Linked DNA regions of Homo sapiens: regions 1, 2, 4 and 5 are each linked to region 3. Evidence: chromatin loops called from intact Hi-C (ENCODE). Cell type or tissue: OCI-LY7. All regions are shown on one strand. Each heading gives the region's core, and the rest is flanking DNA. Links, peaks and the distances in the headings are about the cores only. Region 1 has its middle 530 kb from the start of LRRTM1. Region 2 overlaps CTNNA2 (catenin alpha 2). Region 3 has its middle 430 kb from the start of LRRTM1. Region 4 overlaps CTNNA2 (catenin alpha 2). Region 5 has its middle 550 kb from the start of LRRTM1.

Region 1 (6,305 bases), core at 905-5,904, 93 kb after region 3:
CCCCAAAACCTTTGTTTCATGGGGGATAAAAGGAGTAAAGATAAAGAAAAACAGAGGTTTGGTGTGGGTAACATAAGAATTCTCCAGCAAGTAGCAAGACAGGCCACGGGTGGTAGTGGTTTTGCTGGCACTGTATTCTGCCTCTCGATATTGATAAAATATTTTATTTTGTGCTACAAATAAGATCTCTCTAAATACCTTTTCAGCCCTCCTCCAACCTATGTGTGTGTATACATACATATGTATGGGTGTTTATATATATATAATATATATATGTGTGTGTATATATATATATATTTAAAGCATATCTATATATATTATATATGTGTAGGGGAGAATAATATCTTTTCCAAACCTGTTACTGAGATCCCTAAAACAAAAGGCAGATTACCAAAAGAAGAGCATAATATTTTATTTAAAAAAGAGCTTTAGGTGACATGGGAACATTCAAAAATGAAGACCCAGAGACTCAGGGAAAACTGTATCTTTATGGACAGTCACACAAAAGTGTGTTTGGAGGACAAAGGGGTATAATTTAATAGCAGTAAACCAGGGGGAGCTTAGCAAGGCTTGTTTGTTCAGATTCTTCTTAGCGTCTGTGTGTGTCATTGTTTCCCTCCAGATATAGGACAGAACTACTGTCACATAAGCGTCTTCATGGGGGGGAGGAAAAGAGAATGACCTGCTTGCTTCTGCGGTTTTCGCAGTTTCTTTCAGCTTGAATTATTCATTATGCCAAAGTATAATGTTCTGAGCCCTGACACACACACACATATATGCATATTCTATACATATATATGTATTATATACAGTATATATCTATACTGTATTATATACAGTAATATACATCACACACATATATATGTATATTCTATATATACATATTCTATATATACATATATATGTGTGTGATGTATATTACTGTATATAATACAGATATTACATAAATAATCGTATATCTCTCACACACACAAATGGCTTTCTGCTTTTCAGTCTTCACATATAATAATTTATACTCATGAAGTATGTTTCCATTGCACTCCTGAGTTAGAGGTTCAGTCGCTATAATATGTCATGATTGGTTCGTTGAGTAGTGTAGGCTGAAAAATCTGACATTTGCCCAAACCATTCTCTGTTACACTGTGCAGAATTGAGCAAGTTACTTAAGCTTTGCCATCCAGTTTCAACATTGGGAGTGCAAGTGTATTTACTAGTAGTGTTTCTATCAATGTTAACATTAATTCATGTATGTGAAGAACCTGACATGGTAATTGCTTAATAAACTGTTTGTAATCCCAGCACCACTCTCCAACCTTCTTCTTTTCTTTGTCGACTAAAGGAAGAGTAACAATAATCAGGAGCATTAAAAATACTGTTTTTCAATAGAATGGAAATATATGTATCTTTATTCTAGCATTTAGCTAACACATACAATGGAAAAATATCACATATATAAAGATGATGGACATAAAATCTATGTTAGTATTTCACAAGAATCATACATACTTTTTCGTAAGTTTGCCCACAGGTTTATTATAGCACTAGTGTCAATAAATAACACTGTGCACATATTTACAAGAATATATTATATGCATGCCATTTCCTTGTCACAGCTGAAGCCTATCTCATGTAACATATGCACTAGGAAATCTTACAATCAAGGGGAATTTTTTTTAAACATCAATCCTTTTTGAGTCTTCCTTGGGTTGGACAAGAAATAGCATTTAAATGTCAGGTGTAATATATATCTGAATAGGATTTGTCATTATTAGTAAATTTGAAATATTCTGGAATGAGATGTTACCTGGGAATCACTTTCATGATACTTAGTTGAGCCTAGCATATCTCAGAATACCTCTCGTCTTCCCTCTGAGTTGGTCTTCCTGCTTTCGGTCTCTTCCTTGCTTAAAGAGTTATGTCTGTTAATACTTAAAATTAAGATTAAATAATTTAACTAGTTGTTCAAGACTAGTTACTCCCAATCAAACAGTAAGTACCCTCTCATCTGTGTGTGATAATGCTAGTTAAGCCAGGAGTTGAGTTCAGGTTCTCTGACACCATATTCACATTCCACATGGGCTGTCACTATGCTACTCTATTAGCCTGGTTGATGAATCTCTGCACTCCAGCCTGGATTTTCTGTGTTCATTCTTACCTCCGAGATTTTCATCACATTTTTGCCCTTACCTGGAATCACATCACTCCTTCTCCATCTCCACATATTCAACTCGTGATACCTAGTTCAAGTCTAGCTTTTTCTAAAGGATTACTTGTAGCAACTATACCTTCTCTGCATTTATAATTATAGTAGCTCATTAACTCATTTGATATATGACCATTAATATATTTCTCTAAGTCTAATAGTTTTATGATTATTAGTCATATCATGCAGGAATTGTGATTGTACTTTTTTTGAACCTCTTCAGCACAGTAAAGGAGTGAAGAGTGGCTAGTCTCTGTATTCATGCCTAATTTATTCGGGTTGAATTTGCCTAAATGATTGGTTCGTTCTTTTGTGTTTATTGTAACATTTATGTTTTAGAATTTGTTTTTCATTTTTCTGCTCAGATTCTTGCTACCATACATACTCTGCATACAGATAGTAATAAATTTTATGAGATTTAGTTTAGTGGTGTTCAAATTTTGGTGTACATATAGACTTTCCTGGGATCTTTTTCAAAATACACAAGCTGGTTTCTATTTCCCACAGTGTAGTGTAATAGACACTCTAACTGGCACTCTTGATTAAAACAAACTACGAATGTGGGAAAAGTACTAAAACAATAATTATAAATCCATTACTGAGCTGACATTTGCAGAAGCCAAAATGAAGTAAAAGCAAGGATTATTATGAAAGTGAGGACCAAAGCCAGCCTTCACTTTGTGATGCAGTGGTTCCATTTCAATGGTTGCACGAGAGGCAAGAGATTGGAAGCAACTATGATGGAAGTTTAGTAGAAGACTACTGCAAAAGCTGAAAGATGAAAAAGTAATAAATGGGCAAATACTAAGAAAACTAGTTTTTCTTGATCTTGATGAACTGAGAAGGGGAAGGAGGCTAGAATATTCCCTATATAGGTTTATGGTCTGGACACATGCTACCAATGTATTTCAAAAAAACTCAAGAAGATAACTTAATTGAAAGTGCTCACAGGCTGGTAGTGACCACAGATAACCAACAGAAGCAGAGAAAATTACTTTTGAAGGAACACAATTTTAATAAAAGTATCAAAGAATTTCCACAGAGAATTTTTGAGGAATGTTTGCTCAGAGTTAAAATGAACAAAACACAAAACAGAAGAAAACAAAGAAACATGAATAAAAGATCAGGGGATCATGGGGAATAGACTGTAGAATTAGATACAAAAGATATGTTTATTTAATGTATCTAATGGAGACTCTCACATTAGAAAACAGAATATGTATCAAGACATAAAAGAGATGCTTGAAGAAATAATCTACATATTAGTTTTGGTGAATATATATGACTGGGTATATTTGTCAAAAACTTAACTTATACACCTACAAAAGGTGACTATTACTGACTACAAATTGAACCTCAAAAATCTGACTTAATGAAAGAATAAACATCTTCAAAGGTCTTTTTAAAAAACAAATAAAATGTGGGACAGCACTAAAGTGATAATTACAGGGATATTTATAGCCTTAAATGTTTCTAGTTGTAAAGAAAAAAGGCTGAAAAGAGATCTGAAACATCAACTTTAGACAACAGGAAACAACAAAATATCTCTAAAGAGAATAGAAAGAAATAATAAAATAAATGCTTAAATTAATATAATAGGAAACAAATATTCAGTAACAAATGCCAACAAGCAGCTAAATGTTGTTTTTTGGGGCAAGAACTAATTTTTTAGTTGTATTAGTAACAAGTGACCACCAGAACGGGCTAGAAACCCATTTAGTCAAAGAATGACAGCTGTTTCACTAACCGCTTCTGAAAGACCGCCAACCACGAACAGACACACTCTGATAGCCGCACTTCTACAACTAAATATAACCAATCATTAACACCTGTGTCTGTGTTTGTGTAATTCTTGAACTCTGTGCTTGCCATAACCTTCTATAAATGTTCTCTGCTTGGCTCAGAGAGAATGTCATTAGTGTCACCTTTGCATACTCAGTTGTAGTTCTTTCAGTTGTTACTGCACACCTCTTGAAAGTTTTCAGCAGGTTCAAGTCTCTTTCTGCTTTTCTGTACAACTTGGTGCCCTTGCTCTAGAAGACTCTTGCTGTTCACCTGTAAACTTGTAGCCCAGACCTCTTCTCTTTCTTGATATATAACCAACTAATGATCGAACATCACCTGTATGCTCTGTAGACACTTCAGATAGATGTGTGTAAACCGAACTCACCTAGCCCTCCTCTTCCTCTATTTCTTATTTAGTACCAGCATCAACCCAGTCTCCTCAGCTAGAAACCTGGGTTTCATAGTTAACACCTGTGTCTCTTTACCTCCCCCCCCCCACCCCCCGCTCCCCAATCAATCAAGCACCAAAACCTGTTCATTGAGCCGCCTAAAAATGTCTTTAGTTCAAGAGTTCACAACCTTGACTGCCCATTGGAATCACCTGGACAACTTTAAAATGTACCAATGATTCAGTTTAAATTTTGATTTAAATGGTCGGGGGGTGGGTGCTGAATTTCAGGATGTTTAAAATCTTCTTAGTATTCTAATGTGAAGCGAAAGTAGAGAACCAAGCATGGCTCTGTCTCCTCACCTCCATTATCACATAACTTCAGGCCCCACAATTTCTTACATGAATTATTGAAGCCATTATTAAGATCAGTCAGGCTCCTGGTCTCTAGTGTTATTCACTTCAAATTCATCCTTCACACAAAATAATAGCATGTAGCTATAGAAATATGACAATTTATCTTCCTTTTAAAAATTTTTCCATGCCTGGCCATTAATAAAGTATAAAGTCTAAATTCTTTTAACAAGTCCTTCAGCCACTTCCATCACGTGCCCCCAATCTGATGATGCATGGCCTCATTTCTTGCCACTTGGCTTTTCAATATAATCTAGCATCACTGAGATGTTTATTTTCTCGTATGCATCCTGTTGTGCTTTTTCTTTTACATAGAATGACTATTCACCTACCAGCAATCTAGTTAGACTGATTCACTAGTTTATAAAATAGTCCAATACTTCCTTCTCCAAGAAGCCTCCTTTAACTCTCTGAGGCTGAGGCTGGATGTTGTTGCCCCTTGCTTTTTTTTTTTTTTTTTTTTTGGAGATGGAGTCTCACTCCGTCGCCCAGGCTGGAGTGCAATGGCAGATCTCGGCTCACAAACCTCCGCCTCCCAGGTTCAAGTGATTCTCCTGCCTCAGCCTCCTGAGTAGCTGGCATTACAGGCACATGCCATCACGCCCAGCTAATTTTTGTATTTTTAATAGAGATGGGTTTCATCATGTTGGTCAGGCTGGTCTCAAACTCCTGACCTCAAGTGATCCACTCACCTCAGCCTCCCAAAGTGCTGGGATTATAGGCATGAGCCACTGCGCCTGGCCAATGTTGCCCATTTTATGTTCCCATAATATTCAAAGCTTATCTTCCTTATTTCCCTTATCCTGCTTTATCATATCCTTATGTTTCTCCTTCCCTCAATAGGCTATAAGTTTCTTGAGTCCTCTCAGAATTTGATTTAACTCTTGATATGGTTTGGACTGATGGGAAATACAATGATCAATAACAATGGTATTTGTATTCCATTTGCTCATAATTTACATGCACAGGTAATTAAATTACTAATAGAGTTGGACAGATGAAACAGTATCTATATGAATACAGTCCAACAGGAACATAGAGGAAGATACAATTTACTGTACAGGGGCGTGGAAGTGAGGTGTTAGAAATGACTGATTAGGAGATTACACACCATCTAGAACTGAGCTCATTAAAACAAGTGCAGTTAAAATATACATAAGTTTCACCAGACCCATAAGAGTCTTAATGGTAGTTTCTTTACTCTGCATTAGAATGTCTTTGCTTTCCACAATGTTGGTTATAATCACTAGGTTTTCATTTTGCAGACAGAGGCGCTGATAGAAAGATTTCCAAGTGAAAATTTATGGTAATGATGTCTGGTTACAATGCTTTGCATATAGTGAAATCTTCCATAATGTAAGTACTTTCTCTGGTTTTTACTTATGGGATAGTCAGAGACCTATAAATATTGCTTGACCACGTGGACCACAATGTGAGCAGAGAGAAGGGAAAATGAGCTCTTTGCAGTTTTCATCCTACCGCCAGGTTACAATTATTAAACTTCCATTTCCATTA
Region 2 (6,305 bases), core at 627-5,626, 210 kb before region 3:
CTAACAAGCCCCCAGGTATTGCCCTTGCTACTGGCCTGTGGACAATGCTCTGGGTACCAAAGCTGCCGTCCAAACTGTCTCACACTGAAATGTGAGCCCAACTCCACACTTCAGGCATGATCATGAATCTCATGGGTTCTACCACATAGAAGGTGCAACCCCCACCAAAAAAATAAATAAATAAATAAATAAAAATAAAAATAAATTACTCATTCCAGAGAGGGCTTTTTTCTTCAAAGTAGACCCTTTGGGAGTTTTTGCCCAGATTGGAGGGCTGCTGCCTCTGACATGTTTTTACACTGATTCTTCGTGAGTCTCTAACATATTCTTTGGAACATTCTCAAACTTTGTAGCTCTTCAGTCCCTGAGGACAGATTAGACTTTTGGAAAAGCTGTATCTGGTGGAATAATGAATGGTGACATAGGGGTTATGTAAACATAAATAAACAAGTATTAAGAGATGAGAAATAAAAAGATCCTTCTCTTTGAAGAACACAACCAGAAAGGAACTTGGGAAATACGAGCAGAGATGGCTTCCTTGATCAGTGGCAAAGATTGCTGGGATTGGAGCATCTGGGGCAACTCATGTCCTGGTGGGCAGGCAGACAAACACCAGAGTAGTTTTTATAGGTATACCATCATACTTTGGGGTCAGCCAACTTTTATTGGTAAGAATAGTAACTATTTTCAGATTTGTAGGCCACATGGAGTCTCACAGATTTTTCTGTATGTAGGTGTTTTAACCGCCCTTTATAAGTGTAAAACCATTCTTAGCTTTAAAACCATACAAAAACGAGCCACTGGCTATATTTGGCCCATAGACATAGATTGTTACTCATAGTTTATAACTAAATACCAATGGAAAAGTATATCTATGTGTACATAATCTGTTGTGAAATAATAGGTATTAAGACATTTGAAAGTTAAATTTTCTGTCTTCAGGGAATGCTAAAACAATAATTGCAATTATTGCTTATTTAACTAAGCACTTACATTGATGAAGACCTCCAAATAGTTTTATAGCCCTCTTTTGTTCTCTCCCTTTCTCTAGGTGCACCTGAAAAATATTATTGGTGTTCACACAATGAGTATGCTTGCTAAACTTGGATCCCACAAAAGATTGCAGAGCCTATTTGAGGCAACAGCCTGGGGTTAAATAACGAAACAGCCAGCCTCTAGAGCACAAAACTAAACAGAAGCAAGTTACATAGAATTTCATTGCTTGCTTCTCTCTGGTACTATTAGTCAGAACACCAACTTAAGCTTTATTTCACGTAGCAGATTGAAAGGTCAGACTGGCCATTCACCCAGACTGATTCAGCGAGGGGGGTAAAAATGACCTACTGAGGATGAGAGTAAAACATTTCACTTGTAGAGAGTTGCTAAGGTGAGGCACATTTGAAGGGCACCATGGGGCTTGGCCTGCTCCTACGGGTGTTGGTTACAAGCATAACTTTGGCTCGGGGTTTGTGTACACTTCTGAAAGTGCAGCTGCGCCTTTCATCTAGAGCTAGCCATGGTCTCCTGAGAGCCTGAAGGTGAAAGCAAATGCATCTGTGGTCCACTACTGACCATGGCTCTGGACTGTGAGGGATGCATCTGCTGCCCAACAAGGCAGCAGTGGTTACTCGAAGGTCACCTTGGAAAAAAAGGGACTCCATGTGGCAGAGCCCTTTCTGAGAGGGCGTGAAATAACCCCAGGTGACGTGAAATAACCCTCCTGCCCACCCCCGGCACTGCTCTGCCCTGCTTTCTGAGCATCATGGAAATATTAGATTTCAGAGCTGAGCAAGGAGCTGTTGCAATTGCAGCCCTCAGTAGCAGTTTGTGGCCCATAAAAGGAAGAGTTGTAGGGCACTCAACAAGGGAGCTTCCAGCTCGGGAGAGACTTGTGAGAGCACTGGTTATCAATGAAAACCAGGAGGCCTTGTCAGACTGTGTATGTGTTTTGCAGGACACAGACAGGAAGAAACTAATAGTTGCAGGTATGATGAAAGTGGGGAGACCTTCCTGATGGGTTAGTGACATTAGATAGCCAGGAAACGTTGTTCATAAGTGGTATTAAGCAGAGGAGAACTTGAAGCAGGTGTCAGGAACCAGAGTATGAAGTCATATAAAGAAAGCAGAACTGGGATGAGCCTGACCACGTGGGAGGAGGATTTGAGAGTATCAGAGATGGTGCTGCAATACTTGGATGGTTTCGATAGCACTGTTTAATGAGCCTAAGACAGCAGATATGGAGAACTCTTTGATTTTTTCCCTCTCTGATGACTGAGGGATCTGGCCTACCACCTGGTCTGGGAATGGATGGGATTGCTCCCAGGGGAAAAGCATGGAAAAAGGGAGCTGTGCTTTGCACCCAAAGAAGCTTGAACTTATACACTAAGGAGAGAATTAAAACTTCATGAGAGAACATGGGGGAAAATGCAATAAAGATCTGAAAGAAAAGAAGAGGTGGCACTAGAGCTCAGGTAAGATGGAGTGAACAGGTTTGAGGGGTTGAGCTTGGAAAGAGTCCATGAGGCAATGCAGGTAATAGGAGGCAGGGGTTACAGGTTCTGAGGGCAGGGAGGGAGCTGTTAAGGGGAATGAGTTGGTTCAAAGGTCATTTCTTTAGTCAGTTCCCTGGTGCGGTCAAGGACAGCAGTCAGGTTGTCTCCCCTACCCCATATTCCCATTGCTGTGATTTACTTAGGAACCCTCTGGAGTTGTGACACAGGTTCCCAGGACTTCTCCTTCGGGCAGTAACCATTGCAGTGGCCAGACCAGGTGTTTACCAAGGGGCCAATGAGGACTAGTACCTTCTATTAGATATACTCTAGGGCTTTGTCTTGGGCTACCCATACAGACTGCTAAAGCCAGGAATGGAGCAGTAAGTGATAAGGAAGTGGATATCCAAGAAGGATACGGCCACAGATGAAAGGCTGCACAATTGGCCTCTTGGTTAGAGAGGCCTCTAGAGTGATCCTCCAGTTTCAGGAAGAGGTTGTTGATGGTGCTACATTGAGAGGTAAGCCAGATGGCAGTACTGACTCAGAATTGCTTCTCTGTTCACCTGCAAACTTCTTTTGTCAATGTTTGGGATGGTGGAGAATATCCTAGAGGTCCTTCTGGGTCTTCTGCTCCATGCCTATCTCCTCCTGGTTTTTTATTTGTTTGTTTGTTTTCTGGCCCCAGAACTTTGTGCTTTAAGGAGACCTGGGAGGGGCACATATTTTTATTCTTTAAGAACCTGTGCTTCTCCTCGATCCACTTAACTTTGATTTTACTTGTGTCATAAATACTATAAGTTGATACTTCTCTCATTTCCTGCTATGACGATGCTTTGGCATATTTGACAGGTCTGAAAAAATTAAATGGTTAAATCTCACCAAGTTTTCATCTAAACTGGGGGTTGGCAATCTTCTTCTGTAAAGGGATAGTAAGAGATCTTGGCTTGTGGGTCATATGGTCTCTGTCACAACTACCCAAATCTGCCATTGTCATGCAAAAGCAGTCATAGGCAATATGTATAAAAGGGTAAAGATGTGTTCCAATATGACTTTATTTATAGAAACAGGTGGTCAGAGGAAGAAAAGACCAAAGAACTTTTAGATAGGGTTGACAGAGTTTAAGGAAAAAACTCCTTGTCCTTATGTATTTCCCCAAAAGCCTGCCTGGGGAGCCTGAAATTTCAACAGTATATGGTAGTCCCCCCTTATCCATAGTTTTGCTTTCTGGAGTTTCAGTTACCAGTGGTCTGAAAATATTAAATGGAAAATTTCAGAAATAACTCATACATTTTAAATTGAGTGCCATTCTGAATAGCATAATGAAATCTTGCACCCTCTAGCTCCATCCACCCTGAATGTCAATCCTCCTTTGTCCAGCATATGCACTGTAGAGGCTATGTGCCCCTTCGTCACTTAGTATCCTTCTTGGTTATTAGATCTGCTGTAGAGGTATCCCAGTGCTTATGTTCAATTAACCCTTATTTTACTTAATAATGGCTCCAAAGTGCAAGAGTAATAATGCTGGGATATTTTTACAATTGTTCTATTTTATTACTAGTTATTGTCAATCTCTTACTGTTCCCAGGTTACAAATTAAACTTTATCGTAGGTATGCATGTTCAGGAAAATACATTATGTATATAGGGCTTGGTACTATTTGTGGTTTCAGGTATCTGCTGAGGTTCTTGGAAGGTATTTCCCATGGATTAGAAGGAACTACTGTTTGGTTTGTGTGTGTGTTTTTTTTAAAGCTCGAAAGGGCTCAGGAACATCTTAATTAGATTAAGGTGTTATATTACCTAGGAGAAGAAAATATGACCTTAGTGAATAGTTACTTTGATTAATCAATTAGCATCTTTTTCTAGGTAAACCAACAGCGATAAGAAAGAGCTGTACCCCAGAGGTAAGGGCAGATGGGAGCAGGAGGTAAGAAAGCACCCATGACAGGGAGGCTGCCTTGGAACTACGTTTATAGCTACTGTTTACAAGGTCTTGAACGGGGAGCCATGGGAGCCACAAGGATGAAAATAAAAATACAACCATTATCCTCAAAGATGTGGAAATTTAGTTGAAGATACATGATAGCTATGTGTGTATCTTTGATTTATACATCTAATTCCGTGTGTAGGTATCCTCCATCCATATAATAAATAATGGATAAGGCAATAGTATGTGGTAAGTTGCAATGGGTAGCACAGCCAGTAAGCCTGAAGGTGTTTGGAAGAGATCTATTTCTACTGGTTGTGTGAATGGGATGCCTTCAGCAACACGTGGATTTTGAATTGAACCTTGGAAGATTGCTAGTTTAATTGGCGGAGGCATCCCCTCCGCAAAAAAAAGAAGGCAATGTGGGACATAAACTGGGGACTCCTGACTGTTTTCCTTATTCTGTGTGAAGCGGGCTGTAGTCACAGATCCAATATTGGTTAGGATGGTTAGATTCATCCTGCATTGTGGATATGGCCTTGACTCCACACTTCCACTTGTCATCTGGAAATGTAGGAGACCAGGTTTTAGAGAATAGCTGCACTTACTTATTCATCTGGATCTTCATTCTGGAAACGTTCCTTGGCTTCCGTTAAATGTCAAGCACCGGATGGTTCAGTGCAGCCCTCCTGCATTGCCAGAGATGGATCCTGGAGTTTTCATCCTGCTAATATGCAGCCCACATATATGAAGGTCAACATGTTGTATTCACTGGAAATAAGTTGAGATTTCATTTACTTACATGAGATGCTGAAAACTAAGTAATAGTGGAGAGTTGCAAGGTTTTAGTTCCTCCATGTAAAGATGGAGAAAACAAAATCCCCTGATGCCTTTAGTAATTAAAAGGGCATTACATTCCCGGCATGGTTTAAGGTAAGACATGATAAGCCTCTCCTATCCTTTTCACATAACCACACATTATTGATGAGCCAGCATCAAGAAGGCATTAGGTGATGCTTTATTGTATTATTTTAAGCCACTGAGGTTTTTATATATGAAGGGCATAGATTTATGCTGAGTGATTCAGCTATGAAGCGGGCACATCAATTTGTTCATGAATGTGAGCTGGTGATTACCTACATTAAAGTCACCAGGGCAGACTGATCACTTTAATTTGGGCAGAGGCATGCAAACAGCATTTGCTAGTGGTGTGTGTATCCCTAAGAACACAGGCAAAAGAGCTGCTCTTCATCCCAGAAGAGCTCTAGAAAATGCAGATTTGTGTTTTTATAGATGTATAACTGTAGTCAAGGGTACAATGCCTGGTGGGACCATGAACAAATTTCTTCGTTGTACCATGTGGCAGGATGTTGTATAAGGTTCACTTGATATTAGCTGGTGTATGCTAATTTGATGATAAACTTATTTGATTAACTGATACAGAAAAGTTATACTTCCTCCTAATTCTAGATCATAGAACTGAGTGCCCTCCTATGTATGACTAAGTTATGACAAATTGAGTGGTCTTCTATACAACATGAAGAGAGTTTGTGGGAGTTAGTAAATTCAAAAAATTGGAATTCAGCAACTGTGATCCCAGATATGTGTGGAGGGGTAAAGTAGGGATTCTGTCCTGCAAGAATTCAGTCTAGCTGGGAAAATGTGAAGTGGCTACTTGAGCAATCCTGATTTGCACTTGTGGTTTATAGAACGAATAGTTAGAAGGACATTCGGATGATATGTTGGTGGAGAAGTCAAGAAGAAACAGTGTTGAGGAATATGGGATGCAATGCTGGTAGCACTGGAAAATTGGCAATTCACTTATTCCAGGGACCTTTCAGCAAGGACTATGGTCACAGGTAAACAAGTGCCATAACAATTTTCCTG
Region 3 (6,305 bases), core at 796-5,795:
AATTCCACTGCTGGGTATATACCCAAAAGAAAGGAAATCAGTATATTGAAGAGATATTTGCACTCCCGTGTTTGTTGCAGCACTGTTCACAATAGCCAAGATTTGGAAGCAACCCAAGTGTCCATCAACAGACGAATGTGTAAATATTTTATCCATTTTCTTTATTCATTGATCCATTGATATCCATTGGTACATATACACAATGAAATACTATTGGTACAATGGTATCCATTGGTGCATATACACAATGGACGATGGGATATAGAGTATGGAAGGATTGTTACCAGAGGATGGGGGTTGGGGGGAGAAGGTGGGGATGGCTAATGGGTACCAAAAAAGGTAATTAAAAGTGTTAATAAGCCCTACTATTTGGTAACACAGCAGAATGACTACAGTCAATAACTTAATTGTACATTTTAAAATAAGTAAAAGAGTGTAATGAATTGCTTGTAACACAAAGGTTAAATGCTTGAGGTGAAGGATACCCCATTCTCTGTGATGTGATAATTCTGCATTGTATGCCTGTATCAAAATATCTTATGTACCCCATAAATGTATATACCTACTATGTACCCAGAAAAATTAAATAAATTAAAAACCAAAAGACAAAAAAAAAAACTTTATTTTTTTTTTTTCTAAAAAGGCATCAGCATCTACCCAGGTATAATAGAGTGGAAATTCTCAGGTTGTAATTCCCTTTATGTAAATAATATTTTAACTCAAAGGAGAAACTCTAGTGGAGATTTTTTTGAATTTATTGAGATCAATATGAATGGTATGTTGACACAATGTGTTTCTCTAATAAGTTCTGCTTCTAAGAATTCAAAATCCTCTCAATAATATGCATGTTATATTCTGTTCTGTTTATAGCTTGAGAGTTTTTTTTTTGACATTTCTATCTTCAAATTGATGTCTTTACCAAGACAAACAGTGGTATGCAAAAGAAGAAGGACAACAGTAAAATTAAATAGGAAAAATAACACCAAAGTTTATTAGTGAGGTTAACCTAGGAAGCTACATAAGGTAAATAGGAAGTTCATTTTGTAAGTTAAATAAATCTACTTGAAACCAACTTTGCAAAAGTTATAACAGTGAAAAAATTATGATAGTGAAAGAGGTCTAATCTAACCAACTCCCATCTTGCCTTGAATTGCCAAACTGCCCTTAAACATTCTTGGGCTTGGGTAAAGCTAGTTTTGTGAGACATTTAGTTTATAGTTTAAATTATAATAGCCCTTCCCAAAAACTTAACCACTTTTGTAAAGCTAAGAAAATGCCCTAGGTTAAGAGTATGGAAGGTGCCTGAATTCTGCTAAGGACTAGGTGGAATGATAACCAGACATTATTCTAGAGGTCACAAGATTTGCAACTTCCCTAATTACTCCTACAGATAAAATCACTATTATAGAATGTAAAAGTGGAAATATCTTTTCAGATTTTTGCATTTCTGACCACTGATGGCTCCAGCTGGATCCAACAACCATTTCTGTGCCCCACTCAACAGTGGACTCAGCCCACACAAGGACCATTTTCCACTACTCTAGCATCCTCAACCACTCAGCAACACCAATTCCCTGGCCTACCAAACAATCCTTGAACAACTCTAGCCTCCAAATTTTGGGGGAGGCTGATTTCAGTAATAATAAAAGCTGGTCTGCTTAGCCAGCTCTGAATGAATTAAACTATTTCTCTATTGCAATTCCCCTGTCTTGATGAATTGGCTCCATGTGAATAGTGGGCAAAATGAACCCATTGGGCAGTTGCATAGTTGTAGCTCCTATTTAAGGGAGTATTTTCTAGCATGGTAATTACATTAGATTTTGACCTATGACATATTTAAAAAATTAGTGGTTAGAAATATAAACTTTCAATTCAGACTGCCTGGATTTATATCATAGCTCAGATATTTGCTATGTGGCGTTGGGCATAACTACCCTTATAGGATTGCTATAAGAATTACATCTTAAAAATTCATTTAAAGAACTTAATACTGATCTTATCAGGGAGGGGCCAAGATGGCTGAATAGAAATAGTTCCAGTTTGCAGCTCCCAGTGAGACCAACACGGAAGGTGGGTGATTTCTGCATTTCCAACTGAGGTATCCAGTTTATCTCATTGGTTAGGCAGTGGGTGCAACCCACAGAGAGTGAGCAGAAGTACGGTGGGGTGTTGCTTCACCTGGGAAGTGCAAGGAGCCAGGGACCTCCCTCCCCCAGCCAAGGGAAGCCATGAGGGACTGTGCTACTCACCCTGGTACTAGGCATTTCCCACAGATTTTTGCAATCCTCAGATCAGGAGATTCCCTCATAAGCCTACACCACCAGGGCCCTGGGTTTCAAGCACAAAACTGGGTGGCTATTTGGGCAAACACTGAGCTAGCTGCAGGAGATTTTTTTGTACCCCAGTGGTGCCTGTAACCCCAGTAACACAGGAGAACTGTTCACTCCCCTGGAAAGGGGACTGAAGCCAAGGAGCCAAGTGGTCTCACTCAGCAGGTCCCACTCCCATGGAGCCCAGCCAACCAAGAACCACTGGCTTGAAATTCTCACTGCCAGTACAGCAGTCTGGAGTCTACCTGAGAAGATCCAGCTTGGTCAGGGGAGGGGCATCCACCATGACAGAGGCTTTAGAAGGCGGTTTTCCCTTGACAGTGCTTAGGAGACTGGGAGGTTTGGACTGGGCGGAATTCACCACGGTAAGTATTTACCAGTAAGTTAAATAAATCTACCTGAAACCAACAGCAGAATTCACCACAGTAAGTATTTAACAGTAAGCTAAATAAATCTACTGAAACCAACAGCAAGGCAATGCAGCTGTGGCCTGACTTCTTCTCTAAGTTCCCCCTCACTGGGCAGGGCATCTCTGAAGGAAATGCAGCAGCCCTAGGCAGGGGCTTACAGATAAAACTCTCATCTCCCTGGTACAGAGCACCTGGGGGGAGGGGTGGCTGTGGGTGCAGCTTCAGTAAACTTAACCTTTCCTGCCTGCCAGCTCTGAAGAGAGCCACTGATCCTGACAAGGGGGATTCTCTCAGCACAGTGCACCAGCTCTGCAAAGGGACAGACTGCCTCCTCAAGTGGGTCTCTGACCCCTGTGGCTCCTGACAGGACAGACCTCCCAAAAGGGGTCAACAGGCATCTCATACAGGAGAGATGCCATCAGGCCATCTGGTTTCCATCAGGCCAGTGCCCCTCTGGGACAAAGCTTCTTGAAGAAGGAGCAGTCAGCAATCTTCGCTGTTCTACAGCCACCACTGGTGATACCCAGGTCAACAGGGTCTGAAGTGGACCTCCAGCACACTGCAGCAGACCTGCACAAGGGGGGTCTTACTGTTAGAAGAAAACTAACAAGCAGAAAGCAACAACAACATCAACAAAAAAGACCCCTACACAAAAACCCCATCAAAAGGTCATCAGCCTCAAAGACCAAAGGTAGATAAATCCACGAAGATGAGAAAAAAACAGTGCAAAAACGCTGAAAATTCCAAAAGCCAGAATGCCTCTTCTCCCCCAAATGATTACAACTCCTCTCCGGCAAGGGCAAAAAGCTAGACAGAGAATGAGATTGATGAATTGACAAAAGTAGGCTTCAGAAGGTGGATAATAACAAACTCCTCTGAGCTAAAGGAGGATGTCTAACCCAACTCAAGGAAGCTAAGAATCTTGATAAAAGGTTACAAGAACTGCTAACTAGAATAATCAGTTTAGAGAGGAATATAAATGACCTGATGGAGCTGAAAAACACAGCATGAGAACTTCGTGAAGCATACACAAGTAGCAATAGCTGAATTGATCAAGAGGAAGAAAAAATATCAGAGATTGGAGACCACCTTGCTGAAATAAGGCATGAAAACAAGATTAGAGAAAAAAGCATGAAAAGGAATGAACAAAGCCTCTAAGAATTATGGGACTATGTGAAAAGATCAAACCTACAATTGATTGGTGTACCTGATAGTGATGGGGAGAATGGAATCAAGTTGGAAAACACATTTTAGGATATTATCCAGGAGAACTTCTCTAATCTAGCAAGACAGGCCAACATTCAAATTTGGGAAATACAGAGAGCACCACTAAGATACTCCATGAGAAAATCAACCCCAGACACATAATCATCAGATTCTCCAAAGTTGAAATGAAAGAAAAAATGTTAAGGGCAGCCAGAGAGAAAGGTCAGGTCACCTATGAAGGGAAGCCATCAGACTAATAGCAGATCTCTCTGCAGAAAACCTACAAGCCAGAAGAAAGTAGGGGCCAATATTCAACATTCTAAAAGAAAAGGATTTGCAACCCAGAATTTCATATCCAGCCAATCTAAGCTTTATAAGTGAAGGAAAAATAAAATCCTTTCCAGACAAGCAAATGCTGAGGGACTTTGTCACCACCAGGCCTGGCTTGCCAGAGCTCCTGAAGGGAGCACTAAATATGGAAAGAAAAAAAACTGGTACCAGCCACTGCAAAAACACACCAAAATGTAAAGACCAATGACACTGTGAAGAAACTGCATCAACCAATGTGCCAGATAACAAGCTAGCTTCATGATGACAGGATCAAATTCACATACAGCAATATTAAACTTAAATGTAAATGGGCTAAATCCCACCAATTAAAAGACTGGCAAATTGGATAGTCAAGACCCACTGGTGTGCTGTATTCAGCAGACCCATCTCACGCAAACACACACATAGGCTCAAAATAAAGGGATGAAAGAATATTTACCAAGCAAATGGCAAGCAAAAAAAAGCAGGGGTTGCAATCCAAGTTTCTGATAAAACAGACTTTAAACCAACAAAGATCAACAAAGACAAAGAAGGGCATTAATGGTAAAGGGATCAATGCAACAAGGAAGAGCTAACTATCCTAAATATATATGCACCCAATACAGGAGCACCCAAACTCATAAAACAAGTTCTTAGAAACCTACAAAGAGAATTAGATTCCCAGACAATAATAGTGGGAAACTTTACTACCCCACTGTCAATATTAGACACAGCAATGAGACAGAAAAGTAACAGGATATTCAGGACTTGAACTCAGCTCTGGATCTAGTAGACCTAATAGACATCTAACTCTTTAACCCAAATAACAGAATACACATTCTTCTTAGCACCACATGGCACTTATTCTAAAATTGACCACATAATTGGAAGTAAAACACTTCTCAGCAAATGCAAAAGAACAGAATTCATAACAGTCTCTCAGACCACAGTGCAATTAAATTAGAACTCAGGATTCAGAAACTCACTCAAAACTGAACAACTACATGAAAATCAAACAACCTGCTCCTGAAAGACTCCTGGGTAAATAATGAAATTAAGGCAGAAATAAATAAGTTATTTGAAACCAATGAGAACAAAGAGACAACGTACCAGAATCACTGGGACACAGCTAAGGCAGTGTTAAGAGGTAAATTTATAGCACTTAATGCCCACATCAGAAAGCTAGAAAGATCTTAAACTGACATCCTAACATCACAGTTAAAGAACTAGAGAAGCAAGAGCAAACAAATTCAAAAGCTAGCAGAAAATAAAGTACTTAGGAATAAAACGTGAAGGACCTCTTCAAGGAGAACTACGAACCACTCTACTCAATGAAATAAAAGATACAAATAAATGGAAGAACATTCCATGCTCATGGATAGGAAGAATCAATATCGTGAAAATGGCCACACTGCCCAAAGTAATTTGTAGATTCAATGCTATTCCCATCAAGCTACCAGTGACTTTCTTCACAGAATTAGAAAATAACTACTTTAAATTTCATGTGGAACAAAAAAGAACCTGAATAGCCCAGACAATTCTAAATAAAAAGAACAAAGCTGGAGGCATCACACTACCTGACTTCAAACTATACTACAATGCTACAGTAACCAAAACAGCATGGTACTGGTACCAAAACAGATATATAGACAAATGGAACAGAACAAAGGCCTCAGAAATAACCCCACCCATCTATGACCATCTGATCTTTGACAAACCTGACAAAAACAAGCAATGGGGAAAGGATTCCCTATTTAATAAATGGTGTTGGGAAAAGTGGCTAGCCATATGCAGAAAACAGAAATTGGACCTCTTCCTATATCTTACACAAAAATTAACTCAAAATGGATTAAAGACTGAGATGTAAAATTCAAAACCATAAAATCCCTAGAAGAAAACCTAGGCAATACCATTCAGGGCTAGCAAAAGGGCATGGACAAAGACTTTATGATTTAAACACCAAAAGCAATTCCAGCAGAAGCCAGAATTGACAAATTAGATCTAATTAAACTAAAGAGCTTCTGCACAGCAAAATAAACTAGCATCAGAG
Region 4 (6,305 bases), core at 813-5,812, 410 kb before region 3:
CACTGAAGGGTATGTAATTTGGGAACAGGCAAAAGGGAGAACGGGTATTAACCGGAGAGGAACTCTAGTTCTTGAAGATGAGCCATATTCTTGAAGAGAAGTGCGTGCCCTGTCGTGGTCCCCCAGGTGCCCTGTCTCTGAGGAGTGACCAGGGTCAGTGCTGGCACCGGCTCTGTCACTGCACACTGGTCGCACCTTTCTTCTCTTCTGCTTTTCGTGTAGCTCAGTGGGGTTCCCAAATCACAGCACATAGCAGCCGCTGGCGAGAGCTTTTGGTTTTGACTTGTTAGACACGGGTTAGAACTCCAAGCTTCTGATGTAATAGGGCTCCGAACAGGCCTGGGAATCTGCGTTTTGAGGCGGTCTCCCTAGGTGGTTCTGATATGCATCCAGATGTGAGAATCATCGCCAAGATCTCCTTTCTTTCTTCCCCTTCATTTCTAGCTTTTCCTCTTCTCTCTTTCCTCCTTGCTTGCCTGCTGTCTCACAAATACAACTCCTCTTTTATTTTCCCATGTATTTTCCTCCCTCCCCCAACGTTTTAAGCATCTGTTGTGTGTCAGGCACTGTCCTAGATGCTTGGAAGGTTATGATCTCTGCCTCTATGCAGCATCTGTGGTTTCTTATTGACCTTCTCTCTTGCCAGCTCCTCTTCTCTTTCTCTCTGTACTTTCATCCTCTCATTTTCTTAATCACGTTCTTTGTGTTTCTTCTTTTCTTTCTTTTTCTCCTCCTCCTCCTCCTCCTTCTTTTTCTATTAGTGAATCCATATGTATTTTTAGCACCATGAATATCAGGATTTAAAAGTTTCTAGCATCTGCCTGGGTTTCAAGCCACAAATTCCTCCCATCATAGCTTACAGGACTCCTAGACCACTAGGGGTGGGTGGAGCAGGATATTCCACCCTAACTCTTTACAAGGAATTTGCCTTTTCTAGAGTTCAGTATGAAAAAACAAGTCAGGTTACTCTCAGCTAACATTAGTGGTATTTCAGTTTTCATAATGTTTAATGACCTCTTTAAGCTTCCCTTAAAGCTGCAATTAAAGATTGCCCTTCAGTCAAAAGAAAAGCATGTAAAAATGGGGCTTGCATCAAGAGAGAAAAAAACAAATAACCTCTCTGAATTAATCCTCCCCCTACCCCCCATTATTCAGGCTGCTGTTTTACACAAAGACACTCTTTTGAGCATGAAAAATATGAATTGTTACAAATTTACCTGTTCTAAAGTTTCAATTAAAGCTAAGTGACACATGAATATGAAGACTGTCAGAACCTCTCCAAAGTTAGGTGATTTGCTTTGCTTTGAAGGGGGTCGACAAAGGGGCTCTCTTGGATCCTCGTGGGCCGCTGCTCGCAGTGTGAGGCACTTTCACGACTCTCAGAGTCAAGTCATAGGCGAAGTCAGGACATTCTGCTTCCATGCTGAGCTCATTTCTTCAGCTTTCCTGTGGATTTGAGGTCGAGGGCTGCAATCATCATGACCTCTGATCGTCTCGGGGTTAAGCCCCTACTTAAACTATTAACTAACTTAAAGATTTCATGTACAACACAATCAGCCAGCAGCTATTTATTAAAAAGCCTTTCATGTAAAAAGGTTTGGAGGACCTAGGAATTGTGAGAAATGTTTAAAAGGTGAGATGTTAATTCTTGGATGTGGGGGAGACTGATTTACATGAAAAGAGAACTAAATTCTTAGCTTCAAGTGATTTCCCAGAATGCTTGGAATAAAATACTCCTTTTTTGGCGTGACCTTGAGACTCCAAATCATCTGGACCTTGACCACCTCCCTCCCCTCATCTTGCTGTTACTATGTCTCTTATTGGTTTTATTCCAGACACACTCTTTCCTTTGATCTCCCCCATGCGGGATCTGTTTTATGAATGCCCTTCCTCCCATCTTTGCATAGCCATCTCCTTTTCGTCACTCAAGTTTCAATTTAGAATCACTGCCTCAGAGAACTCTTCCCTGACCACTCCATCTAAAGAAGGCATCAGATCATTATCATAGCACCTGCTTTCATGTTCTGCCATGGCACATATTACTACTGGATATTATGTTCCTATGTATGTATATTTCTCTCTCTTCCCCACTAAAATATAAGCTTCATGAGAACAGGGGTTTCAATGCTTCTGTCCCACCTAGAAGAATGCAAGGCATTAAAAATATGTTCATTAAATATATGTCAAATGAATAAATGAATGAAAGACTATGTCACTTGCCAAGTGAGGTTTTTCAGACATTGAACACTAGTGTTTCTAGAAGAGGGAAGAATCACTCTAGGCTGAAGGGGAGAAGAATTGATTAGAGAGGAGGAGATACCTGACTTGGATACTGTAGATTTGCAGGATTTATAGCTATGGAAAGAAGGATGATGAGTTTCTTTCAGGTAAGGAAGTATTTGGCAATTAAATGATCTAATCCATTTTGGCACCAAACCAGACATTCAAGTATAGGTGAATCCTTTAACCTTAGTCTCCACTTTTGGTCTTGGAGGCAAAACTACTTGCCATTCTAAAGTAGAGGTAAATCTACTTGCCATTCTAAATCTGTGGTTCTTAAAGCTGTTTTTTGTTTTGTATTTTTCCTGATCAGAGAACTTTGTTATGTCACTCACCATAACAAAAGCAGCATCAGAGAAATCTTGTTTAAATAACTGCCTCTTTCTCTACAATATGAGAAGGGGGAAAACATTTTTTCCCTTCACTGGCAAAGAAGATGGTTATGGCTGATTAATCAGGCCATTAGATACAGTTTTGCTGCATTCAGTAGAAGCCATGATGAGAATTTAGCTTGAATATTCATGTTATAAGTGCTACATGAGTTTGGAATGCTTATAGATTTGCAAAATTTGAGAGCTAAAAAGGACCTTAGAGATCACTGAGATTCTGCAGCCCATCCTCCCTAGCATTTATCATTTTACAGCTTAAAATGCCAGGACCCAGAGTAGTAAAGTGATTGGTTTATGGTTACATTGGTAGCTGGTGGGCAAACAGATTATCAACCCCACCCTTGTGATTCTCCGTCCAGCGGTCTTTTTATTGAACCTTAGTGAGCTTCATGCATTTGGTCATGTTACATAAGCAGAAAGAAAATCTGGAAGCAATGACTAGGCATACTCATAGAAGAAACCCCATCATCATTTTCAAAGTCGCAGTGGTGAAAGTGAGAAATACATATTGAGGGAACTTGCTGGCATTTGAAAGGGAATAAAGCAGTATTTGTAAGCCCTTCTAAGAGTAGGTAGAGTACAAATTAGGGAAAGTGGATGCTATTGTTTTACTACCTCTATATATTTTCTACATTATCCAAAAACTGCCATGCTGAAATAATAACACACTGCTATAATTTTGTATCATTTAACTGGCAGTACACAGTACATGGAGATTTATTATTTTTACTAATGAGTTTAGCTTTGCTGTTGCAAATAGTGTCAAATGTCATTCTTTTCATCCTCCAGCAGATGGCAACTCTAGTCTTCTTGTCATTTTATCTATTTCTATACTTAGAAGATGTTGTCCTCTGCCATCCCTGCCCCCCTTGCCTCTCCCTGAGAAGTTCATCTTTATGTACTGCTCAGGGTGATATGGGTAAGTGGATCCATCCCTCTGCCAATGGAATCAACTCCATTAGCATCTGACTGTGAAGGCCAATCTAAGTGTGCCTAGAAATAACAAAATCACAAATTAGCCAATAGTTCTAATTTTTTTTTAAAAAAAGAGAGGGGGAGAAGATAGAGATTCTAAAATAAGATGTACCACAGAAAACTTTCCATTTAAGGAAAAAAATCTTCAAAAGAAACAAAATGTCAGTTTCTCCAGCTCTAGCTTTAAAGGAAGATGGGTTTGATTAGATTATCTGAGTTACTGGCTAAAAAAAAAGAGCAGTGTCAGATTTCTCATACACTGTGATTTTTGGTCTCTCTGCTGTCTCTTCTCTTCCATCCCTCCTTCCCTTTTACACACTTTTTCTCAGTTGTCAAAAGTACTGTGCCTAGCCCCCTAATTTATTTGCTTTTTAGAAACCTGGTTTCTCTCTCTAGGTGTGTTCCTAAGGCACTACCGCTGATGACATTTATTTTCTCTCCTCCCAGTCTTTGCTCCCACCACTCCCACCCCTTCTCCTACCAGCTAGATCCTCATAACTCCTACAGGATTGCAGAAGTTCAAACACATGCTGTTCTCTGAGTGTAACTCTGAGGGCAGCTGTAAGAAATCAACAGAAAAGAATAGCTGCTACTCTTTTATTAAAGGAAAAGTTAATGATCACAGGCATGAGCAAGTGGATTCTGTCACCAATTCCTCATTGTAAGGCTTCCTACAGATTTGCAAACAGATCTCCTGCCTAGAGGCACTTGCTTGCATCAGGAAGGCCTGAGCAGGGACATGGGACGGACACAGGATGGGAATGGATTTGGTGGTCTGCAAATGCTACGTGGAGGGAACTCTTGCTAACTCATCCTGTTCCAAAGAACCTAACCATCATGTCTTCTTCAAAGTTGAAGAGCTGTTACCTTGATATACCAACAACTAGACAGAGGCTAAAGTGTGGAGCAAGGAAACAGTAACAGTAACATACCTCTTATTTAAGACAAAAAAAAAAGCAAAGTTGGCTTTAGTGAGTATGAGTTTCTTGATTATTACTGTCATCATGTGAAAATGTGAGCTGACGCTGCAAATACAATCCTTGGAAACAACGAGGACGTGTGGAAATCTAAGTATGTTATCATTCACTGACAACCACTAATGAAGACAGGGGAGCTTACTTCAAACCCACAAATAATTAGCACTGACAATAGAAGTATAAACAGAGCTTTATTTAATTAATTCCCTAATTGTTCTTTCCTGCTTTACTATCTGCACCCCTGCTTTGACTTTAGATATAACATATGCCCAAGACTTCCTTCTTTCAACTTTGTGATAATCATGTATCCGTTTGCTCAGTGTGGGAAACCATCTGAGCTAGAATTCCTTTCCCTGCTTTATATGTATAAATGTTTTTTTATTTTTTATGTTACTTTCTCTGTTTTCCCACAATTCGGATGCCTGGAAATGTTGACTTATTAACATGGATGGCTTATCTAGCACTCTGTTAGATGTATTTCACAGTTAATATGAAATGAGAAGTGAACAGTTGATGATTCTGGAGTGATGAGGAGAGCTCTCTGGATTCTCCATTCTGTTCTTTACAGCAACAAACTCTTTGTCCCTGTCTCCTCGCTCACCCACATTCTAATCCCAGCAATCAGAGAGCAGATGGACTGCTTTTTTGGGTTTTGTCATTATCTGTCTTTGTCAGGGAAGCATGATCAGTTCCTCATTAAAGGGCCGATAACAACTCCTTCTTTGCTCTGTCCTGAATGAGGAAGCTGCATTGGAACCTTTCATGTGGTGACTTCAAGTTGTGTGAGGTAAAAAGGCATGTTTGTGTGTGGCAGGAAAGTGACTCTCCATAGGGGAATGGCTAGGCTGAGGGGCCAGACTGAGGGACCTACTGAGAGGAAGGACAGTGTAGAGGGGAATAGATTTGGAGCAGTCATCTGGAGCAGCAGGTAGTCCAGAGAGTCAGCCCTAGTGGCTGGAGTGGGTCAGCCCTGATCCTCTTACAGAGACTGTAGACTCTTTCTCAAGTGGCTTTGCTGGTTATGGGCAGCCTCAGCTCACAAAAGTTGATTACAGCCAGAAGTTAAATCAGAGGCTGCTTAGGAATCTTGCCTGTGAAAAGGGCTAAATGGTGTGTGAATGTATTTGTGCATGTTGTGTATGTTTGATGACAGTCATGCTTCCATTATTGACAGGATATGTTCTGAGAAATGCGTTTTCATTGTTGGTCGAACATCGTAGAATGTACTTATACAAACCTAGATGGTATGTATTTTTTTATTTATATACATTTTTCATATGGAAAACTAAATGTCCCAGCACCATTACGGAATATAAGTCATTTTCGCTACTTGATCTGCAATGCCAATATGAAGGACCATGTATCAGGTTTCTATATATGTTCCATTACAGTCTTATGGGATTATGGTCATATATGCAGTCCACCATTGGCCAAAATGCCATTATGGAGTGTCATTATGACTGTATAAGTTTATATGTAAGTTTGTACAGTGCAGTTGGTATTCCTTTTGATTACTTTTTGTATAATATTTACTAAAAATATTTGCAGAAAGTTCCCGAGAATCACACAAACTCTGTTTGCCCCTGTCCATGTGATGTGAAGCAGGTATCAGCTGACTTCCTTTCAACCTTTATTTGATTGGTATTTGCTGGATCATTTGGGTGAATAACCAGCCTGGTGTTCA
Region 5 (6,305 bases), core at 444-5,443, 110 kb after region 3:
ACAGTGGTTAAACATGTGGTCTTTAGTATCGAGCAGATCTAGGCAAATTTATGCTGTGCCACCAAGTTTAATTGTGGGCACATTACTGAAGTAAATCACCATTTCCTAATTTGCAAAATGGGTACTATGAGAATACCAATCTTACAAGTTTCTTGTGGTAATCAATTAAGACCATATTTGTATGATACTTGTTTATAGTCCTAGCACTGGTATTATGCTTATAGTATTCTGGTTTTAGACTTGTTTTGTTGTTGTTGTTATTGTTCCTTAATTTCTACCTATTTCTTTTTGGTAGGACTAAATTTTGAAATGGTCATCCTCAACATTTTTACTGTCAGGCTCTGAAACTTCCTGTGGTCCTGCCAAGCTAAAACTCCTTGTTACCTATTTTGACCAGCCTATTTGGCACTAGACTTTCCTATACCTTCAAGTATGGTTAGGTACTCTGGATTCTGATATCAACTTCATCCCATAACTTGCAGCCACACACATTTTTCTGCACATGAATTGTCCTTCATCTTGTTCCTTTGCTTGCTTACCACCCCAGCCATTACACTCATTGTTCAGCTTGGCCCCGGCCCCTCCTTGTTTACCTTGTTCTATAGCTGTACACCACCTAGTACAGTCTAGTGTATAGGCTAGTGCCAACCCCTAGACTATAAGATCATTCTCTTATATTACAGGAGCTCCTGGATTCTTTAAGTTCTATCATCTTTCTTGACAATATAATAAATAGAACACTGTATCTCAAGAGGAGAAAATAAAATGTGTATGACCTGAAGTCACTAGCTTTTCGACCTTAACTGACAATCTTTGGGACAAAGATTTTCATTTTTCTTGGCACATGCGCAATTGGTAATATTCTATATCCAGATAAGAAGCCATGAGTCTTTTTTTCTCCTCCAACTGGATTTATTCAATATTTGTGTGGTGGATGAGATTCAAGGCAGGAAATTAGGTTGTTTAATGCCAGATTTGCAAGCTGGTTGTTAAGAAGTCCCTATTCAGTGATTTCTTTAAAAGTTTGGGAGAAAACTCAGGGTAGATTTTAGATGAATGCATGCTGTATGAGGAGTGAGGTGATACTCCCCACTCACAATAAGAAGACAACACAACGATTTTATATTCTAGCCCTTGATCATTATCCAGGATAAGTATATATTAAATGCTTGTTACATTCAGAACTTTATGCCAGCTGTAGTGGCTCATGCTTATAATCCCAGGACTTTGGGAAGTTGAGGTGGGAGGATTGCTTGAGGCCAGGAGTTTGAGATAAGTCTGTGAAACATAGCAAGACCCCATCTCTACAAAAATAAAAATAAAAAATTTAGCCAGGCATAGAGGTGCACATCTGTGGTTTCAGCTACTCAGCTGAGGCAGGAAAAAGCTGATGAAACAAAGAGAGTAAACTGTTAATAGTGGAGTCTGGGTGATACATATTTAAATGTTCATGGTAAAATTCCCTCAGTTTTCAATATTATTGAGATGTCAATGTTAAAATGTTGAAAATAATGTTAATAAACAAATATACGTTTGTATCACCATCTCAGTGATTCACTGGTTTGGTAGAATTAACAGATTCATTGAGATGTTATTAATAGGAAAGGACTCATTAAAATACTTGAGACTGTTCTGACAATCAATAGACATAACGCTTTATGCACCAACAGATATATACACACATTCGTGTATACATATTTATATTTATATATCTTAAAGCTATTAGAAATTTGAAGAGAAATTGATACAGGCACAATTATCATTGAATACTTAGGCAAAACTCTCAGATCAGAAATATACATCTGAAGAACATTTTTATCCCAACCCATTCCTGATTTCAAAGTCTGTCCCCCTCTTCTGTCTTCATTTCATAATTATGATCCTGTAATTCATGAACGACCTAAATTAGAATCATTTGGAATATTAATTAAATCTGCAGATTGCAAGAACCACTGTATTAATCTCTAAAGGTTTGAGTCCAGAAATCTGCTCTCCTAGCAATTCTCATGTCTTGGAGCTTAGACCATTTATTGTGGTAAATAAGGAGATAAATTGTCCTATGCTTTTGCATAGTGTATATTAAATACTTGCTACATTCAGAACTGTATCTGACTTCAAATCGCAAGAAGACTCTTTCTTCTAACTCTTATCTAAAACATTCGCTCCACTTGATCATATACCTATTATTTATACTCAGATTCAATTGTTAAAATATATTTCTTCCAATAAAGGCTTTTCCCATTTTAGATTACATATAATACTGAAAGGGTTAGCATGATATTTATATTATTAGCAGGTCCTTCTGGCTCGCAAATGAATTGCTTTTGTAGTCTCCAATCCAACATCCAGTTGAAAGCACATAAAGACAGGAGGCAGGATGAGAAAAGCATGAGAGGATTGGGCATCTGTATGTGAGTGGAAAGGTGAGTAGAGCAAGAAAAAACATCTTTTTTATTTCTGCCAGATGAGTAAAACTTTAAGTCAGGATCCAGTCAGGAGAAAGAAACCACACAAGTAATTAATTTTAACTGAGAGGCCTTAATATAAAGGATTTTTAACTAGGTACAATATTAACTAAGAACCTGAAAAGGCAGTAAGAGGACATCAAGGTATCAATGAGGAAGCAGTTGCAGGAAACAGCTTCCACCACTAGGAGTAAGGTAACAAAGAGAAGATATGAGAATTATTAAAATGTAAACTCTTCGAGGAAGCTAAACTCAGACCACTGAGGAGGGGCTGCTTCTCAGTTGGGGCTGGTGTCTCTGATCTTGGAGGAGGGGGCCTCTTGGGGATGGGGTGCAGAACTCCAAAGGGAAGACACTACTTGGCTACTCAGCAGTAGCCAAGAATGGATAGATGGATAGGTAAGTGAATGAAAAAAAATGGTAAGAATGAAGCAGCTTTCATGATTCTGTGTGAATCGTAGGAAACGTGTTATGATTTCTCATTATAAGTTGAGAGATAGTGTGATAGATAATTTTATGTGTCGACTTGGCTGGGCCACAGTATACCCAAATATTTAGCCAAATACTGTTCTGGATGGTGTCTGTGTTTTGAAGAGGGGACCTTGGAGGAGGGGCCTCATTGGGCTGGGGTGCAGATCTCTGAGGAGGAGTTACTGGCCTCCTGGTGCTGGTTTCTCTCAGTGAGCACAAATAGCTGGTACTGCAAGTGCTGGAAAAACCTGCAAACTGAATTAATATGCTGCTAGGGAAGGAACTGCTGCTATTGGAATAAAGAAACATTGCTCAGCACAACTGACAAGGGCAGAAAGCAAAAAACCAAACCGGGAGGAGTCAGTCCCTCCTTCTGCCAGCCTTGAGCCTCCCTCTACCTCCCCCTCTTGGTAGAGCCTTACAAGAAGCCAGCTGTCACAGCAGAGGTGGTTGCAGAGTTCCAGATAACAGATGACAAGGGCAATTGCCAATTATAATTGAATCACAGGGATCAATTCCAGAGCATCCTCTTTTCCCACAGTTCAGCTGACCAGGACTTCACGCAGACATGTGTCAGGATGTAAAAATGATCTGATTCTAATTAAGGCATAGTTTTTTTTTTATATCATTAACGCTAGGTTTGTACACTCTCATTCATTTTCCAAAATAAAATACTATTATTCATAGGGTTTGAGATTCAAGGTGAACTCAAGAAGTACCCATCCATATGCACAAAAGATTAAGATTTGCATAATTTACAGAAAGTTCTGCAACATTAAAATTCCATTTATTAACTATGAGGCACAGTATAAATGTTTAAGGGAAAATACCTAGCAGAGCATATGTTGTATTAACACCCTGAAAATGTCTGTGATATGGAAGTCCAGGTTCATTTCAGAGGCATTCTGCACAGTAGATTTGTTGTTATGCATAGTGTTATATTGCATTTCATTGCCTTGTGCTACAAGCTGCCTTAGAGAGAGAATTAGAGAAGAAATGACTTTTTAGGCTTTCATCAAACCCAATGATTATTTTCTGTACCTATGGCAAACATAAGAAATTCTCTCAAATAATTTTTCCTTTTGGTTCCTGAAGTCACTGACAGATCCTTGAAAAGCCCATTTTATTTCTTCCTGTTTGTTTTTGAGACAATAAATCGAGGGGCCAAAAAAGTGCCTAAAAGTAAGAGATGATTAGTAAATCTTATTAACTGATATGTGAATGGATAGATGGATAGGTAAGTGAATGAAAAAAATGATAAGAATGAAGCAGCTTTCATGATTCTATGTGAATCATAGGAAACTTGTTATGATTTCTCATTATAAGTTGAGAGATAGTGTGATAGATAATTTTATGTGTCGACTTGACTGGGCCACAGTGTGAACAATATTTAGCCAAATATTGCTCCGGATGCTTCTGTGAGGGTGTTTTTGGATGGAATTAACTTTTAATTTGGCAGACTTAGTAAAGCAAATTGCTCTCCCTAATGTGGGTGGGCTTTGTTAAATCAGTTGGAGGCCTGAATAGAAAAAGAAGAAATGGGACTGACTTTCTTCTGAGTAAGAGAATTCTCCTGAATGCTTTCAAACTGAGCTATTGGCTTTTTCCTGTCTTTGGACTTGAACTGAAACACTGGCTCTCCTTGGGTCTTGAACCTGCCAGTCTTCTAGATAAGGACTACACCATCCATTCTCCTTCTCAGGTCTTTGGACTCAGAATGGAACTTCACCACTGACTCTTCTGTCTCCAAATTGCAGACTCATTCTGTAGGTCTTGGGACTTGTTAGCATCCACAATCATGTGAACGACTCTCTTATAACAAATCTCTCTCTCAATCTCTCTCTCTCTCTCTATATATATATATATAAAATGTATAAAATATATACAAAATATACATTTATAAAAAGATTTGTATTTATATTCATACACATACATCCTATTGGTTCTGTTTTCTGGAGAACTCTGACTAATACAGATAGTGACTCAAATAAATGAAACAAAGAGACAAAATGAAGAACCTCTTGGCTCTTCAAGTTGAACTTGCAATTTGTTTGATTCTTTTCTTCTGTGATGTTACTGTTACAATAATCACTACTATGACAAGCTGCCATTTATTATTCACTATCTGGCAACAATGTACTATCCATTTTACCCATTTTATCTCATTCATTACTTTTGAAACATTTTGAGGAAAAAAGTCCTAGAGCTGAGTGAATAATAACTTGCCTGTGTTACATGTTTAACACACCCTACATTTAAATCTATGCTCTTCTGATTTCAAACTTTAAATTCTTAACCAGTCATGGATCCAACATTAAACACATGGAATGCCTTTAGCCAAACACTTCTTTATTTTCCCTTTTTGGTTTCCTCACTCAGAAATGAGGCATTAAATACGATGTACTTTACTGCCCATTCCAGATCTTCACAGTCTTAAATTCCATGATTCTTAATCAGTAGTTAAAAAGAATGCAGCACTCCAGCTACTACTGGAGCCATGGCCATATGAGTGCAATGTCAAGTACAAGGTCAGCACTTGTTTAGAACCTCACAGTGCTGTGGGTGAGTTAGAAGATCCTCTTACAAAGCAATTTGGAGACCCTTTGACTACCCTCAAGGATTTTACCTATTATTCCTGTGTGATTGTTGCCTCTAGTAATTTTACACTATTAATCTAGCTAAGTAGATAAAATGTGGCCTTAGAATTTTTTTTTTCTTTTTTTTTTTTTCTTTGCACTCTTTCTTTCTTCTTTGAATATCTCATGGTTTGGTGATGTCTTTTTTATCCTCTGGGTCCTCCTTTCCCCACTGCACTCCCATCCCAAGGACCCTGACTCCTGGATCCTGCCCCATGTGCTTCACCTTTCCTGCTCTGGATGTCCTAAACACCAAGGCTTCAGCATCCACTCATTCTTTATCTCATTTATTATCCCCCTGGGATGCTGAAAACAAATCTGGCAGACTAAACAGGTTTTCCAATGAGTATGTTACACAGATTGTTAAAATTTATTGTTATCAAGAAAAAGAGGTTTTATTGCCAGGTAACTTTAGAAAAGATAAAATTAAACACAACTGTGCTAGTTTCCTTGCTGCAGAACTCCTCAGTGCCTTTAATGTGCAAATGTGTCCAACTAAACTTCAAGAGTAAGTTTATGTAATAGATCTCACATTTTATTTTATCCTGTAGCCCTCTTTGCTCAGTCCTGTAGGACTTTGCTTGGTCCTGTGGGACTAAAGTTCTGTGGAACACATTTTGGGAAATGGTAAAGTATACCCGACATATAAATGAGTAAGTGCATTCGCCTTTCTAGAACACATATTTAAAAAGAAATTAACTTTCTTTAGTTGATGGGGATAGTTACTGACAAC

The links. A loop is a pair of places that touch in the nucleus more often than their neighbours do. Peaks named below come from ENCODE experiments on the same cell type or tissue, not always from the same donor. Only the 100,000 strongest peaks of a DNase experiment are listed, where the experiment ranks them.
Region 1: a loop joins it to region 3, with 9 times the contacts of the local background. A loop is called at or near these places in 1 of 110 quality-filtered maps.
Region 2: it touches region 3 in a loop (5-fold over the local background); 1 of 110 quality-filtered maps calls a loop at or near these places.
Region 4: it touches region 3 in a loop (3-fold over the local background); 1 of 110 quality-filtered maps calls a loop at or near these places.
Region 5: a loop joins it to region 3, with 2.7 times the contacts of the local background. A loop is called at or near these places in 1 of 110 quality-filtered maps.

The regions. Positions count from the first base shown.
Region 1 is chr2:80,827,085-80,833,389 of GRCh38, forward strand. No RefSeq gene overlaps it. Among named protein-coding and RNA genes, the nearest start is that of LRRTM1, 530 kb to the left of the region's middle. In OCI-LY7, for the core only: no CTCF peak of the experiment used is centred there; a DNase peak (open chromatin) is centred at 3,997; H3K4me3 peaks cover 1,777 bases; H3K27ac peaks cover 3,405 bases.
Region 2 is chr2:80,528,511-80,534,815 of GRCh38, forward strand. The region is part of intron 9 of CTNNA2 (catenin alpha 2); the gene reads left to right. Among named protein-coding and RNA genes, the nearest start is that of LRRTM1, 230 kb to the left of the region's middle. RefSeq lists a silencer at 1,388-1,437 and an enhancer at 1,898-2,027. In OCI-LY7, for the core only: a CTCF peak has its summit at 3,028; a DNase peak (open chromatin) is centred at 2,121; H3K27ac peaks cover 1,202 bases.
Region 3 is chr2:80,734,416-80,740,720 of GRCh38, forward strand. No RefSeq gene overlaps it. Among named protein-coding and RNA genes, the nearest start is that of LRRTM1, 430 kb to the left of the region's middle. In OCI-LY7, for the core only: no CTCF peak of the experiment used is centred there; a DNase peak (open chromatin) is centred at 2,876; H3K4me3 peaks cover 438 bases; H3K27ac peaks cover 3,241 bases.
Region 4 is chr2:80,322,942-80,329,246 of GRCh38, forward strand. All of the region lies in intron 7 of CTNNA2 (catenin alpha 2), which reads left to right. It overlaps LOC107985904 (a long non-coding RNA gene), which reads left to right. Exons shown (of 2, transcript XR_001739570.1): 1 at 1-9; 2 at 4,092-6,305. Among named protein-coding and RNA genes, the nearest start is that of LRRTM1, 21 kb to the left of the region's middle. In OCI-LY7, for the core only: CTCF peaks have their summits at 3,447 (motif pointing right) and 3,649; a DNase peak (open chromatin) is centred at 3,480.
Region 5 is chr2:80,849,598-80,855,902 of GRCh38, forward strand. No RefSeq gene overlaps it. Among named protein-coding and RNA genes, the nearest start is that of LRRTM1, 550 kb to the left of the region's middle. In OCI-LY7, for the core only: CTCF peaks have their summits at 2,607 and 3,372 (motif pointing left); a DNase peak (open chromatin) is centred at 3,324; H3K27ac peaks cover 483 bases.